Linked DNA regions of Mus musculus: region 1 is linked to region 2. Evidence: chromatin loops called from intact Hi-C (ENCODE). Cell type or tissue: gastrocnemius. All regions are shown on one strand. Each heading gives the region's core, and the rest is flanking DNA. Links, peaks and the distances in the headings are about the cores only.

Region 1 (2,808 bases), core at 135-2,634, 150 kb before region 2:
CAGGCAGATATGGTGCTGGAGACAGATATGGAGCTGAGGGCTCTGCATTTTGATCCAACTGCAGCCAGAAGAGACTCTCAGGCAGCTAGGAGGAGGGTCTCTTACATACCCGGCAGAGCTTCAAAGCCCACCCCCACAATTATGCACTTCATCCAGCAAAGCCACACCTGCTCTAACATCTCCTAATAGTGCCACTTCCCACAGGCCAGGTATATTCACCACAGCCTATCTCAAAAATAAATGAATAAATAATTAAATGCCCATCTCAAAATAAATAAATAAGGTGCATGCCTTTGATCTTAGCACTTTGGAGGCAGGGGCAGGCAGGTCTCTGAGTTTGAGGCCAGCCTGGTCTACAGAAGTTCTAGGACAGCCAAGGCTACACAGAGAAACTGCCTTGAAAACCCCAAACCAACACAAATCAAGCCAAAACCAGAAGACAAAACAACCCTGATATCCCACATACTCCCTCTCCAGTACTCCCAGGGATCAGGGGTGCCCCGCATGTCCCCCTTGTTCAGTGCTGTTATCTCTCATACTGACCTTAGGGAGAAAGCGGCTGTACCCCTACAGCCATGGAGATGTCCTCTTGTTCACCCAATTTCTGCTCTGAGATGATGCTCCAACCCCAAACCCTGAAAGTCGAAGAGGGAACAAGAAACAGAGCTGAGTAGGTGCCAGCTCCCAGGACGGGGCTGCATGCTTGTCACCTCACCCAGTCTCCCCACCCCCAAACCCCACCCTGTTTTCATAAGCCAGTAGGATTTTGGTCCCACACACATGAACAGGGCTACTCTTTAGACTTCTTGGCAAGGTCATCAAAGCCTTTGATGACCTGGACCCTGCCGCTGTGCCTGCCCTCGCTTTCCTCAGCACAGCCTTCTCAAAGCGCCCAGTGTGTTCACCTGCTGAGCCACCTCTGTAGCTCCCAATTCTTCCTGTCCCCCTGCTTACAATTTATTGCCATTGCCTCCAGGAAGTCTTGCCCAGTGCTCCCTTCCTTGACAAGGCTAATCCCAGCATTTGGGAAGCAGAAGCAGAAGGGTCTCTGTGAGTTCCAGGCTCCGTAGTCTTCATAGTGAGTCCCAGGACAGCCAGAGCTATCGAGAGAGACCAAACAATAGTTTCAGGCTAACCTGGGCTACATGAGATCCTGTCTACCCTCCAAAATTGTTCCCTCTTGTGGAATTTGTCTAGCTTTGTCTTAACCAGGAAGTACGGCCTGCTGTTTAATGGTGTTGCCACATGGTGGTGCCATGTCACCTACGAACCTAAGCAGTGACATCTGCTCTCAGGCCTGGCTGGTATCCTGTACACACACATGCAGATGTCACAGGCAGATGCCAGCCCAGGATTTTGGTGGCTCTATTGTTGCTGTTTTCAATGTCACCATTTTCGTTTGAAGGGCAACACATTACCTACCCTTTGTTAAGTGGTGGCCTAGAACCAGGTTAGAAAACGGTCCCCCCAGAGCCAGCAATGGGTGTGGTGTTGTGTGTGTGTTACACAGTGTGACACTCTTGGCCAGAGCCCAGCATGGCTCAGACAGGTCCTGCTGTCAATCCTGGGGAGAGTCCTCTTCAGAATTTTAGAGTTTAGTCGGAGAAGGCAGAGAGCAGCCACAGTCAGCCACAGCCGCTAAGGGCTGGCATTGCTGAGGGGACGTTCTGCCTCCTGCTGTATGTTGTTACAGGGGACCAGACTTGCATGTAGACAGGTTTATCCTTATCTGTGGCTCGGCTTCACATGCAGTTTGCAGACAGAGGATGACACATGGATACACATGTGGCTAATGTCCTTCTCTGACTCGTTCTCCTGCTTTCTTGTGTCACTTCCCAACAGTGGCCATTTAGGTGATAACGGCCTTCAGCTCACACTAGTCAGGGCTCTCTGTAGAGGGCCTTGGGCCACGTTGCGCTATTTTCATAGGAAATAGTGGGTTTAAGAGGTGTACACATTGACACAGATTCTGTTAGCTGTGACGTGTGTATGTGTCCACACACACACTACATAAAACTTAGCATGTATGTTCACACGTGTGCATCTTTGTGGAGTCATTTCTCTCCTTCCTCCCCGTAGGATCCAGGCTTCTGCCTGTGCTACTGTGTCCCATTTTGTCAGTGCCCTCCTATTCGGCATAGTTTGGAGTCTCTGTTTCAGGGTACCATCAAATAATTGGGGTAGCTCGAAAAGTCCAGATGGTTGGGCCTGTTAGCAGAGACTTGTAATCTCAGCTCATGAGGAAGACAAGACATGGTGATCAAAGGTCAAAGCCAGGGTCTGGAGAGATCCATCAGTGGCTAAAGTGCATACTGCTGTAGAGGACCCTGGTCAGTCCCCAGCACCAGTGTTGGGCAGCTTTCTGTTCCCTGTACACACTTTGGGCAGCTTGACGCGAGATCTGACACCCTCTTCTGGCCACTGTGGGTAACTATACTCATGTGCACACACAATTAAACATAAATACTGTATTTATGCCTTTTATCCCAGCACTTGGGAGGCAGAGGCAGGTGGATCTCTTGTGAGTTTGAGGCCAGCCTGGTCTACATAGTGAATTCCAGGCTAGGCAGAGCTGCATAAGTGAGACCCTGTCTCAAAACAAGTGTGCTCCGTTGGTTCTATCTGTTTATGTTCCCTTCCTGTATTGGCACAGTTCACATGCGAAGCCTTCCGGTCTAGGCTTTTCCCTTTTCAGGAGAATCACCATGTGCCGCAGTGACATTAGTGATGTTGGGTGACTGTTCTTTTTGCTTCCTGCAGAGCAGAAAGACCATGGCTTTGAGGTGGCCTGCACTTCCTCTCAAGGCA
Region 2 (2,808 bases), core at 298-2,797:
TTGGCCATCTTGGGCCAGAGCGATGGAAAAAGCGCCCTCCTGCCCAGCCAGGCGAGGACTCTCACTACCCTTCCCAGGATCATCTCTGTCTAGCATGGACTTTGGACACTCAGAGCTCACTTACTTAAAAAAAAGAGGCATTTCCTTATGGCCACTGAGACTCTGCGGGGGGCTCTTGGGGGAGGAAAGACCAGGGAAAATGCCTACACTGAAAGCAATAGGAGAAACTCTCCAGGGGGAAGAAGGGGGGAACAGGCAGCCCCGGGGCAGGGTTGGCTGCCTGGCCAGGGTCTTGGGTCACAGTCACAGCACACTATTGGAGTGAGGACATCCCAGCTGTTGATGGGTGGAACACCCAGGCATCACGCCCCACTCCACCTCGCCCCATCCTGACACCAGACTTGGCTGCCTGGTGTAGGAGACCCAGCAAGGAGGGCCATGGAACGCTCCTACCTGGCCTACTGCCCTTTCCAAATTGATTTTAATGAGGTTCTCTCTGTTCCCCATTTCTTGCAGCTGAAGCAATTTCCTTCTGGAATCTTCCTGAAGCTTCTCTTCGACCTGAAAGGATGACCAAAGCATGTGCTGGCTGCTGTTAATGCGGCCGTGAGGCGGGCGGTCTGTGGGGGAGCCCTCCATGAGGTTTAATGGCCTGGGGGCGGGGGTGTCCCAGAGGGACGTGCAGGAGCAGCAGCCCACGTGGCAGGGGGCAAAAGTGAGTCTGGTGAGGAAGCTGGCTTATGAGGCTTCGTCCCCTGGGGCCAAGCACCAGGCTTTACTCCCTGGGCCCGGCTGAGTTAGTCCTACCCCAGGCCTGAATCCGAGGGCAGTCCCTAATAGGTCATGTGACTTCAGAGGCTTGTTTTGTTGGTCTGTGACTCGGTCTTTGGGGGGTGGGGGAGGGCAATGTTTCTAGGACCGCCTCGAGTTACCATGGGGTTAAGAGTGTTTGGAGAAGTGGTGAGATTTTTATAACGTCTACGTGTGTGTTAGTGTTAGCTGTCACAAGTAAAACTGCAAGATAAACCTTTCTCCATTATTCTCATACCCTAAGTCCACGGGGGGCTTCGTAAATATTGTTATTAGGAATACTGTCCAGAATACGTCATTAGTGGGGACCACTCAGGGAGGTCAGCCAAGCAAGACTTTCAAAGAGATGGAACTTGCAGAAGGCATTCAAAAGGGATGGGGGGTCTGGGGCGTGGCTACTCATTCCCTCCCTGTAAGCGGGGAAAGTGCTCAATTCTACCCTCTGCTGGCCATTGGATGCACTGCATCTCCGTTCATAACTAGTTTTTCCAAATTAGATGTTAGACAGGATGGGCATGTTCATACACGTTTATAATGTATTCAGAACACGCCCACTCCTCGCTACCCCTCCTTCTCTCTCCCACATCGGTCCCTTTCTCTTCCTGTCCCACTTCCCTGGGGACCATGGCTCTAACCTGTATTAGAGGTTGGGGTACACCTTTAAAGGAAGGTGTTTCATGCTGAAGCAGACTCACGAGCCTCTTATTGGGGTCTGGAGAGGAGTGTGCCACAAATACACACCCCAAACCCTTCAGCACTTTGTCCAGAGCCCTGTGGGGCAGCGAAGAGCCCCTCACACTCAGGCTGCCTGAGAAGTCCGCTTTGGTTTTTATTGCTCGCCCTGAAGGTCCTCCCAGCTCTAAGGAGGGAGGGACTTCAATGTCTGGCCTTGGGCCTGCTCCGCCCTGGTTCCCAGCCCAAAGCCTCAGAGTCAGCCTCAGCCACAGCCACAGCCACAGCTCCACCCTGGCCCTCAAGTGTCCTGCCTGCCCTGTCCTTCTGTCATTGCCACAGAGAAGAGATGCTTAGGAGTGGATTCAGCCCTCAGAGGTCCCTACCCTGGATTAGACCTCAGACTGGGCACTGGTAACCTTGGGTCTCCTTGCCTCAGATCTATTTCCTTCTAGAACATTCTTGATGGTACCGCTGAGACCCACTCAGACATGAGCAACAGGGTCTGAATCAGCTTCCTCTCATAAGGCCTAGATGGCCAAAGTCTGGGCTGCCTGCTGACTGGCCCTGTGTGGATGTATGTGACAAGTGCTTAGGGACACTGGGTTTTAAATTTACATCCTGGCTCAGTGGAGGAGGTGGATTTTCAGTTGAATTTAAAAATACCATTTTATTTTTAAATATGAATATGGAGGATTGAGAATTTGGAAATGAATTTAATTTCAGTTTCAATAGTCACATGTGGCTAGTGGTAGTGCCGTAATGATGAGCCCCATAAATGAGGCTTCTAGCTTGGTTTTTACCCCTCAGTGAGTGTATGGTTTCTGCTCTGAGTTGCTCCCTCAAACCTCATGTCTTCATCTGTCAAATGGACATAACAGCTTTCAGATCATAGAGCGGGCTAAGAAAACAGACAGAAATGATTGTCACAATGCCAGAAACAGCCCTGACCGTCACAGGCAGAACTGGCCACAAACCTAGTGTGGTCACAGGCCTGCAGTAGCCTCTCTCTGTGTTCGGTACATAGCCCAGGCTCCAGTCTTAATGGGAAAAAAATGAAATGAAACAAAATAAATAAAGGGGAAGATGCAAGCAGCACATAGGAATGCAAAGGAAGTAAGGAAAAATGAGCCCACCTCAGGCAAGGTTGCTACACGGTTGCTGCGAGTCAAAGGGAAAGGAAATCTCAACAAATGGCAAGGGAGATTGGTTACATAATAACCACTGTGTAGTAAGAGTAATTATGTAACAGACTTACAGTTGGGAAAACAATAGGTCTACAGAGTGCTAAAGGAAATCAGTCAATGGAGAAATCCATGCACGTTA

What was found. Hi-C counts contacts between places; a loop is a spot of excess contacts. Peaks named below come from ENCODE experiments on the same cell type or tissue, not always from the same donor. Only the 100,000 strongest peaks of a DNase experiment are listed, where the experiment ranks them.
Region 1: it touches region 2 in a loop (3-fold over the local background); 2 of 42 quality-filtered maps call a loop at or near these places.

Annotation. Positions count from the first base shown.
Region 1 is chr4:141,808,779-141,811,586 of GRCm38, forward strand. It overlaps Casp9 (caspase 9), which reads left to right. Exons shown (of 9, transcript NM_015733.5): 7 at 2,761-2,808. Among named protein-coding and RNA genes, the nearest start is that of Cela2a, 16 kb to the right of the region's middle. In gastrocnemius, for the core only: a CTCF peak has its summit at 1,234 (motif pointing right); DNase peaks (open chromatin) are centred at 1,291 and 1,517.
Region 2 is chr4:141,957,122-141,959,929 of GRCm38, forward strand. It overlaps Fhad1 (forkhead-associated (FHA) phosphopeptide binding domain 1), which reads right to left. Exons shown (of 32, transcript NM_177868.4): 10 at 454-561. Among named protein-coding and RNA genes, the nearest start is that of Fhad1os1, 24 kb to the right of the region's middle. In gastrocnemius, for the core only: a CTCF peak has its summit at 1,261 (motif pointing left); DNase peaks (open chromatin) are centred at 734, 1,235 and 1,692; H3K4me3 peaks cover 305 bases; H3K27ac peaks cover 775 bases.